2 separate regions of the Mus musculus genome follow, and region 2 is linked to region 1. A link is a contact called in ENCODE Hi-C or POLR2A ChIA-PET data. All regions are on one chromosome and are shown on one strand. Each heading gives the region's core, a stretch centred on a gene start or an enhancer-like site at or near the end of the contact. The rest is flanking DNA. Distances are from core to core; before and after follow the strand shown. Region 1 overlaps Rab1a (RAB1A, member RAS oncogene family). Region 2 has its middle 8.1 kb from the start of Gm39607.

The links. Hi-C counts contacts between places; a loop is a spot of excess contacts on that map. ChIA-PET counts read pairs that join two places held with the same protein, here RNA polymerase II (POLR2A).
Region 2: a loop to region 1 is called in a map of v-Abl transformed pro-B cells, with 2.3 times the contacts of the local background. The contact joins two enhancer-like sites. A Hi-C loop is called at or near these places in 1 of 37 maps with a recorded cell type or tissue (v-Abl transformed pro-B cells). POLR2A ChIA-PET finds 5 or more read pairs at or near these places in 4 of 5 experiments (Patski and embryonic stem cell).

What each region holds. Positions count from the first base shown.
Region 1 is chr11:20,206,774-20,211,521 of GRCm38, forward strand. The region is part of intron 1 of Rab1a (RAB1A, member RAS oncogene family); the gene reads left to right. Among named protein-coding and RNA genes, the nearest start is that of Rab1a, 7.7 kb to the left of the region's middle. Within about 2 kb of position 1,636, at least 1 of the 3 ENCODE cell types and tissues checked has a DNase peak (open chromatin) inside an H3K27ac peak, as active enhancers do.
Region 2 is chr11:20,458,857-20,464,003 of GRCm38, forward strand. No RefSeq gene overlaps it. Among named protein-coding and RNA genes, the nearest start is that of Gm39607, 8.1 kb to the right of the region's middle. Within about 2 kb of position 1,986, at least 1 of the 3 ENCODE cell types and tissues checked has a DNase peak (open chromatin) inside an H3K27ac peak, as active enhancers do.

The DNA of each region.
Region 1 (4,748 bases), core at 386-2,885:
CAAATCCAGTACTTGCACATGCCAGACAGATGGCCTCTGTCATTCCATACTCCAACCATTGGGGAGAATTGGAAGAAGAAAAGTAATTAGGACTCTTACTGTGTAGAATGTGATTTTTAAGTGTTTAGAGCATCACTATCTATAATTGTCAGGTTGACAGGCAGCTGCTTGGAGTCTTTACAAAATGTTCAGGCTGCAAATTTCAGTACCCAGGAGAGTCAGGAGTTTAAAGCCAGTCTTGGTTGCAGGGCAGTCTGGCTGATAAGACTTTTCTCAGAGAAAAAAAGAGTAGAAGGAAGGGAGAGAAAACAAAACCTGAGTGCCGTTATGTGAGCTATTTTAGGCGTTACTTACTTTTTATTACTCTGTCTGAATTTCACATTGGATTTTCTTGGTAAGAGACATTGGTAAATTGCTCCCTTTGCCTTTTAAGGAGAAGGGAGTGGTTAGCCTATTCTTGTTTTCCTGTAGAAGTTGGGGCTGAAATTGGTGCTTTGGTACTATAATATTAATTTTTAAAAAATTAGTATTTATGTTTATGGTGCTTTTCCCTCATATTTGTCTGCACCTAATGGATGCCTAGTGTTAGAGAAAGGTAGAAAAGGGAGTTGAATCCCCTGGATCTGGAATTAAGGGAATTGAACCTGGATCCTCTGGAACATTCTGCATCTAGTGCTCTTAAATCCTGGGCTATCTCTTCAGCATCCCTAGAATATAATTTAAGGGAAACAAACAAACAAACAAACAAAAAAACTCTGCTTTTCGTGCCAACAGGGATTGAATTTATGACCTCCAAGTGCGTCCCCTCAACCCTAAAATTTTAAAATTTAAGCCAGATAACATTTAGATAAACATCTACTTTAAATATTCATGGAGAAGTTTTTATTACACACACACACATTTAAAAAGGGTTAGTTTTATCTTATGTCTATTGGTGTATGCATGTCTGTGGCTGAGGCCAAATTGTAAACTCCAGTTCTAAGTCTTAAAATGTAGAGACGGCAGCAGCCACAGAATATGAAATCTATAGTTAGGTTTAAGTGGCCTTTGACCTCTTTTTTTTTTTTTTTTTTTTTTTAGATTTATTTATTTAATGTATATGAGTACACTGTAGCTGTCTTCAGACACACCACTAGAGGGCATCGGATCTCATCACAGATGGTTGTGAGCCACTATGTGGTTGCTGGGAATTGAACTCTGGACCTCTGGAAGAGCAGTCAGTGCTCTTAACCACTGAGCCATCTCTCCAGCCCCCCCACCCCCATTGACCTCTTAAATACTGTAGGTTGGTCTTTTTCCTAAGTGTTTTAAGTTAAGTGTATCTGTCTTGCTTTTCTCTTTCTTGTCTATTGGATGTTTTTATTGGGACCTTAGAAGTTGTGAAGTCTTTCTGAGAGTGAAAAATCATGGAAGCAAGCCATTGAACTGAAGCAGCCATGAACACTATGCAAGACCTTCCCACAATTTGAACCTTCCCACAATTCGAACCATTGACTTCCTGTCATGGATTATCAAGGGTTCTCCAACACAGCCTTCTCTAAGAATACTCAGGGACATTTGCAGGAGGAAGATACATTTTCCTCAGTGGAGTAGCCACTGGCAAGGTGCCTGTGCTCCTGTAAACAACCCTAATGGAATTCATTGCCATCCCTCCTCGCCACCCCGCCCCCCATGGGAGTAGAGGGAGGATTAGTTGAAGGGGATCAGTGACCCTTAGGAGCAGGAGAGAGGGCCATGTGAGTATGACCAAGATAGATATGAAATGCCATACTAAAATCCAGTGTATAATTCCTGGATGCTAGTAAGTATTTTGAAAAAGTCAGTCTCAGTTCCAGAGACTTAGTGTCAAAGTTGTATTTAGTTTCATGTAAAGAAAAGGACTGATTTGGCCAGATTGGCAGACAAGAAGCCACAGCAATCCTTTGGTCTCCCTAGTGTTGGGATTACAAGTGTGCTGTGCTGTTTTTGTTTGGTTTGGTGGGTTTTGTTTGTTTGTTTGTTTCCTTTTGGTTTTTCAAAACAAGGTTTTTCTGTGTAGCCCTTACCATCCTGAAAGTTGCTTTGTAGACCACCAGATTGGCCTCAAATTCGGAGCTTCCCAAGTGCTAGGATTAAAGGTGTGAGTCTCCACCACCTGGCTGTTTTTTTTATTTTTATTTTATAATTGAAAAATTTTAAATTCTGATTCATTACTGTTTCCACTAATGTTCTTTTTCTGGCCTAAGATTCAATCCAGATTACCATGCTCTGTTTATGTCATATTAGTTACCTTTGTTCTCTGAGGTCTCTCCTTTTTCATGATCTAGGCTTTTGTCTTTTTGAGACAGGATCTTGCTTATGTTATGTTGCAATCTTAGCCATTGTTGGCCTGAAGCAGGCTGGAAACTTGTAGGAGAACATTCTTTTAATGTCTCCAGAGTACTAGGATTATAGGCAAGTGCTTGGCTTAATGATTTTGATAGTTATTCGTTCTTTGTTTTCTTTTTTTTTCTTTTTTAAGACTTATTATTTTATGTATATGAGTACACTTCAGACACACCAGAAGAGGGCATCAGATCCCATTACAGATGGTTTTGAGCCACCATGTGGTTTCTGGGAATTGAACTCAGAACTTCTGGAAGAACAATTGGTGCTCGTAACCACTGAGCCATCTCTCCAACCCTCTCTTTTCTTTCCCTTTTTCTTTTTGAGACAGGGTTTCTCTGTGTAGCTCTGTCTGTTCTGGAATTCACTCTGTAGACCAGGCTGGTCTTGAACTCACAGAGATCCTCCTGTCTTTGCTTCCAGAGTGCTGGGATTAAGGGCATGTGCCAGCATCGCCTGGTCAACAATTATTATTTGAGACAGGTTCCTTTGTTTGTTTGTTTGTTTTTTCCTAGACAGTGTTTCTCTGTGTAGCCCTGGCTGTCCTGGAACTCACTTTGTAGACCAGGCTGGCCTCGAACTCTGAACTCGAAATCTGCCTGCCTTTGCCTCCCAAGTGCTGGGACTAAAGGCGTGCGCCACCACTACCCGGCCAGGTTCCTATTTTTAAAATGTATTTATCTGTTTTTTATGTGGATGGGTGTGTTACCTGCATACACATCTCTATATCATGTGTATGGCTGGTGCCTGTGGAGGCCAGAGAAGTTGGATCCCCTGGAAGTAGTTATTCATAGTTGTGAGTTGCATTGTTTATTACTGGGAATTGAACCTAGGTCTTCTGGTACAGCAGCCAATGCTCTTAACCACTAAGCCATCTCTCCAGTCCCATATTTATTTTAATTTTTTTACTTTATCTCTATCTATGTATATCTGTGTGGAAGTGTTTTAAATATAATGTAGGTGCTTGTGGAGGACTGAGGCATGGGATCTCTCTGGAGCTGGAGTTGCAGGTGGTTGTGAGCCAAGTTCATATCCTCTGACAGAGCAGTATGTGACATTAATAATCCCTGAGCCATTTCTCCAGCCCCAAGATAGGTTTCTTGTACTCAGGGCTAGCCTTCACCTCACAATTTAGCTGTGTATGCCCTTGGGTTTATGGTCCTCCTTTATCTTCTCTAGGCTAGGATTACAGTATGGGCATGTGTCTTTAGGCTGGGTTAACGTGGTACTGGTGATTAAACCCAGGGTTTCATGCATGCTAAGCAGACATTCTTCCTACTGAGCTGTCCTCAGCCCTGATCTGGATGTCTCTGAAATGTGCCTAGACTGCCTCTTACTTTTTTTTATAAGTAATTTTAAGATTTATTTATTTATTTATTTATTTATTTATTAATTATATGTAGGTACACTGTAGCTGTCCTCAGACACTCCAGAAGAAGGAGTCAGGGATGGTTATGAGCCACCATGTGGTTGCTGGGATTTGAACTCCTGACCTTAGGAAGAGCAGTCGAGTGCTCTTACCCACTCAGCCATCTCACCAGCCCGACTGACTCTTACTTTACATTTATGTTTTTTAAAGATTCCTTTATATTTATTTTATGTGTATGTTTTTCACTTTCATGTATATATATGCACCACATGTGTTCCTGATGTCAGCACAGGCCAAAAGAGAGTGTTGGATCTCCTAGGAGTGGAGTTACAGATTGTTGTGAGCTGCCATGTAGGTGCTGGGCGCAGAGCCTTAGTCTTTTGCAAGACAGTCACTCACTGCTGGGCCACCTTCCAGCCACACCATTTCCCCCCTTGAGATAGGGTCTTACTGTGTAGCCCTTTCTGATCTGGAGTTGACTAGGTTGGCTTTATCCTTGTCTCTGCCTCTCAAGTGTTGGAATTACAAGTATAATGAATTCATCTGGTTAATTTATAACTAGATTAAGGTTCTAGATTTTGGGAGAATGCCACAGAAGTCAGTGCTCTCTCTATTCACTGCATTATATCAGAAGTCTAATGGTAAACCAGTATGGTATTTTACTGGTGATGCTGTTATTGGAACATTGTTGTATTTATAACTGCCCACACTGGAAATGACTTTATTTTGGGAGAACTGCTAGTGCCCTTTAACACTAATGCCCTTCTCAAGTGCCTTTCCCCCTTCCCCCCTTTCTCTATTTTATTAGACACTGACCAGATTTGTAATGTTGAGTGCAGCTCCATCTCCCAGGGGAGAAGGATTTAAAGCAGTTATTGGATAGAATATGTTAAGACTAGCAATGAAGACTAGCAATGTAATGACAGGTGTGCATGGCTGTAAAACCAGCTCTTGGGCAGGGTGGGTGATGAAGAGTTCTTGGGCAGCCTTTGCTTCATTTGGAGTCAGAAGCCAG
Region 2 (5,147 bases), core at 736-3,235, 250 kb after region 1:
TCGGAGTGGATTACTTCCCTCATTGGATGCACACCATGCAATGACTTTGTGCACCAGCTCAGCTACAACAGAGCTCTTGCTTCACGATGTGCCAGCGGAGTGTGATACAAACAAGATCCAGCTTCCCCTCGCAGCAAGGCTTCCTCTAACCCCACAGTGTGTTCCTGAGCTGAGGTCCTGCAGGGCCAGAGCTGGGATCTGGGGACTGCCAGTGGGTGCTGGAGACAGGGTCTCGCATCGCATCCCCAGCCCCTGCCTGAGACCTCACTGGCTTCATGGCTCTGGCGCTCACAGACCTTGAGCAGTCGGACAAACTCCGAGCATCAGTTTTTTTGTCTGTATCTGAGGCTAGAGCCTGACCGCCTATGAGTAGGGTAACTCAAGAATGAAGGGGGAGTTACCTGCTATGTTGCAGGAGGACAAAGGAACTCCCTGGGTGCAAAGCTTCTAAGGGGACTCTGGTGGTTTGACTCTGCTTGGCCCAGGAAGGAGCACTATTAGGGGGTGTGGCCTTGTTGGAGTAGGTGTGGCCTTAGAGGAAGTGCGTCACTGTGGTGTGGGCTTTGAGACCCTCCTCCTAGCTGTCTGGAAGACTGTCGTCCTAGATGCCTTCGGATCAAAATGTAGAACTCTCAGCTCCTCCAGCACCATGTCTGCCTGCGTACTGCTATGCTTTCTAACATAATGATAACCGACCGAACCTCTGAACCTGTAAGTCAGCCCCAATTAAGTGTTATCCTTTATAAGAGTTGCCTTGGTCACGGTGTCTCCTCACAGCAATGAAACCCTAACTAAGACAGAGACCCTTCATCTTCAAAGCACTCAAAACCTTTTGGGTTTGGGTAACTCTGGAAGAAGGCAGCCTCTCCATGACCTGCTTTGTCTTCCAAACACTCACTGAGGTGAGAACTGTCAGAGGCCCTCCCCACTGACTCAACCGCTTTCCTCCCTAACCAGGTAAAACTGCACACTGGTCACAGTTACTTTCCTTAGGCTCCAAATACTATTTATCTGCATGTAAGCCACGGTACCCGGAACAAGCAGAGCACGGGGCCACCCCTTACAGTCCCCAGTAGGAAAGAAGGGTGCCTTGCCAAGGCCTTGTTGCTTGCCCATGTAGCTTCTCTTCTGGGAGATAGATGCCAGGGCACGGGCCACCCTTGGTGATCGAGACACACTGGAGAGTCCTTGAGTTCTCTGCTTCTGTGTTCATGTCCTAAACTGGCTGCCAGCCGTTACCTATAAACTAGAGCTCAGCTGCTTTCTCGGCCGTGGAGTGACAACAATGCCACCAAAATAAGCCACAGTCTTTTCCCTGACACTTGTACTCCAGGGCCTGGCAGCCACGCATCAGGCCAGAGGACTTCAAAGTCAGGGTGTGCCTGGGGGAATCCAGGAAGGAGACCCTAGGCAGGCAGAGCCTGAGGCATAATGCACTACAGAACTGATGAATTCTTTTGGTTCCAAATCTTTACAGCTTTGCCAAACCCAGTGGGGAAAGATCAGCTGCAAAGTTCTGTCAGGAAAGTACCAGGTGCTGAGCTGTTCCCAATCTGACTTAGAAGCAGTTAGGGGCCAGGGCTGTTTAGGGTTGGCATTCCGTTCTTTGCTAGGTCTAGGAGATGGCCAGCGCACTCTTGAAGTCAGTGCCACCCTGCCCCTGGGCTGTGCTGAGGTAAAGGCAGACACGGGGCCGTGGAGGAAACTGGAAGCATTTCCCTCCCACACTGCAGGACAACCACACAAAGGACCTCCTCTGTTGGCCCTGTATGATGGGATGGGCTGGCAGGGGAGGACTGAGACTGTCGCCCAGTGCAGGGCCAGGCAGCTGCAAATGAAACACAGACCTAGAGCACTCGGGGAGGCAAGCATTCGATCTTTCTAAGAGCCAAGAAATCCTGGCTAAAAGCTCAGCTACAGAGGGAAGAAAAGACTCGGGCAATACTTGAAACCAAGCAAGCCCCCTGGAAATGTTGGATTCCTGACAGATAAGGAGCCAAGCCAAGGGCTTTTTTCCTGCTGGCCCAAACACAAAAGCGAAGGACTCTGGAGAAGTGGAAGATCAGCCTGGAAGGGACTCTGAAAGCAGAAGAAAGCTCTTGAAGCCAGAAAATGTTCACCCCACTCAGACCCCAGGGCTCATATCCAGCCAGTGTGGGGGAAGGGACACTTGGTGTCACATACCTTCAAGGCTGCACTATCCTGGTGGACACTCCAGTGAGAGGCGCTATGGTGGTGTGGTATCTCCAGCACTCCAGGGGGCTTGGTTGCAAGGCCCAGTGCCCACCTGAGGTGTGTGAGTTATTGGTTAATACCTCTCCCATGCTCTGAAGGAAGTGACTCCTGAAGTAAGGTTGGACGTAGCTTGATTAATTCTTTGTTAGATTTTTTTTTCCTTTGTTCTAAGACAGGGTTTCTCTGTGTAGCCTTTGCTGTTCTAGAACTCACTCTGTGACCAGGCTGGCCTCAAACTCAGAGCTCGCCTGTCTCTGCCTCCGGAGTGCTGGGATTAAAGGCATGCACCACCACCACCACCTGGTTTAGATCTTGTTTATTTTTTGGTGCTAGGGGTTGTACCCATGGCTTCAGATATGCTAGGCACACATTCCCCATGAAGTTTCACCCTCAGAGCCTGGAGCTTCACCCCAAAGGAAGCTGCACAGCAGTACATTATGGGTAAAACTTATGAACACACAAAGGACTGTTCCTTTATCCATATTGCCTGTCATGTGGAGGGAGGATACTTTTTTTAAAGCTCTAAAAACTAGACATGGTGCCTTGTGTCTGTAATCCTACCACTAAGGAGGTAGAGGCAGGAGGATCAGGAGTTCAAGGACAGCCTGGGCTGTCTCAAAAAAAAAAAAAAAGGTTCTAAGATTAAAGAATAAAAGAGTTCTGTGTGAGGATTGGCTCAGTGGCGCAATCCTCCTCATTCTTTGCTAGATCTTGAAGAAAAAGATAAAAAGGATATATGACAGCTTTTTAAGAATAATAGAAAGAAAAGAAAAACCTTCCTTCTGAATATGAGTAGAACATTCTCTACACAAAGGAATTTGGGCAAAAAATAGAAAGAAGGGGTCAAAGGTCACCTATCACTTATCTCCCTGAAGGGGAGATTGTCACATTTCCTGTACATGCAGATATATGTTTTGGGGGAGAGGCAGGGGTTCAAGACAGAGTTTATCTGAGTAACCCTGGCTATCCTGAAACTTACTCTGTAGGCCAGGCTGGTCTCAACTCAGGGAACTAGAGGCATGTGCCACCATACCTGGCTCAGATCAATGTTTTTACATGAGGTGGAGTTGTTAGAACGAGGGCTGGGGGCATCTCAGGAGAGCGATGCTTGCCTCGTGGATACAACACTGGAGAAAGTTTTACCATGAGCCTTCTTCCTGCCCCTTTTTCTGCAGGTAACCCTCAGCTGGCCTGGCCTGGTTGGTTGCCCTTTGTCCCAAGAGAGGAAAGGTTACTAGTTGGCTAGGTAACTTAGTGTTAATTGTTAACCTGACAGAATCTGGAACCACTGGGGAGCTGGGCCTCTAAGCATTCTAGGAAGTTCTTGTGATTGTACTAATTAGTGTGGGAAGCTCTGAGTTAATTTTGGGTGGGACCTGGGCTGTATAAGTAGAAAAAGAGAAAATCAGTAATAAGTTTCCAGAACAATGGACAGTCTGCAATGGCAAAGGGGTCAGAGTCTGTGTTTCAAGTTGTGTAGAATAAAGCTTTAGTTACAAATGAGAAAGAGAGCTGAGCATGTGTGTGCCCCTTTGTGTCCCCTGCCTGGTGACAGATGTGACATGATTAGTTCCCTCAGGATCCTGTACACACACCTCCCTGCTATGAGGGAGGGTCTAACCTGGAACTGTGAGCCAAAGCCATCCCTTAAAACAGGAGACGAGAATGATGAACACCTACGATCTACTAGCGTTCTCCTTTAAATGCAGTCCAGAACTCATGTCCAGGAATGGTGCCGCTCACTTTTAGAATGAGCTGTTCTTCAGGAGGGCCAAGAGCCACCTTCAAATGTCTGCTCTATCTCAGGCTTTAGATGCAGTGACCCTGCTCTGGGAAGAAATTACTGGGCTGGGGCTGTAACTGTGTGCTGAAGTGCTTAAGCACGTAGGAGTCTGGGTGTTCACTCCCCAGTATTGTAAATATGGGGAGGAGGAGGGAGGGAGAAAAAGAAGAGAGGAGGGGAGAGGAGAGGCTCCTGTCCCTTCATTCCAGAACCCACCACTCTATGCGTTCCTGGTGCTGTCTGTTTTAGAGATCAGGTCAGGATGGTGGCAATCATGTTTGATCTATCTCCAATTGAACACGGTTGAGATTCTCCTGGGGTTAGAGTTCTGTCCCCCTTGTGGAATTCACTGGGTGTGACAGTGGTTCTACTCCATCCCTTCATGCTGAGTGCCCTTTGTGGGTCCCCACCAAGCCACTTGCCTCTTGGGATCACGAGCCCAATTCCCCCAGTGCCTCCTCCCACCTCCCGTTTCCCGTGCTTGCGTCCTCCTCTTCTGTTGCCCTTGCCCTGCACCTGGCCCACAATCATGCTCTTTTGATGGAAATCTTAAACCTGAGTCACTGAAGCACTGCTTTAGGAGCTGGGCCTTTGCACTAAGAGCCAGCCCCACCCCGCCAGCCCCGCCCACCAGCCCCGCCCACCAGCCCCACCCACCAGCCAGTCCTTTGAAAGTACCACGCTCAGCCTCAGGTCAAGTCAGATACCTGCAGCTCCTAAGAGTCTCTGAACCAGAGCTGCCAAACTGGGTTCCGGAATCAGTCACACACAGAAACTGTATGTAACACAGGCCACTCCTAAAAGGCACCGTGGTGTACAACCCAGCTACGTAGGAGCCTGAGGCAAGAGGATTGTTTGAGTCCAGGAGTTCGAAGCCAGCCTAAACAACAGAACAGCATCCCAGCTCACTGAGTGGCTTAATTTAGGGCTAATTACACAGCAGAGAGGAGTAAACGCTTGCTTGTTACTGTTCTTTCTTGGGTCAGTATCCCAGGAGAAACAGTCCAGAAAAGGAGATGCCCCATGTGTTCCGTGGAGAACAGAACTAACAAAAGCGACACTCTGCCTCACCGCGGGCCTAGAACCGTGTGAGCCAGCCACAGTCATGAGGTTTCATGCCAGTGTGAAG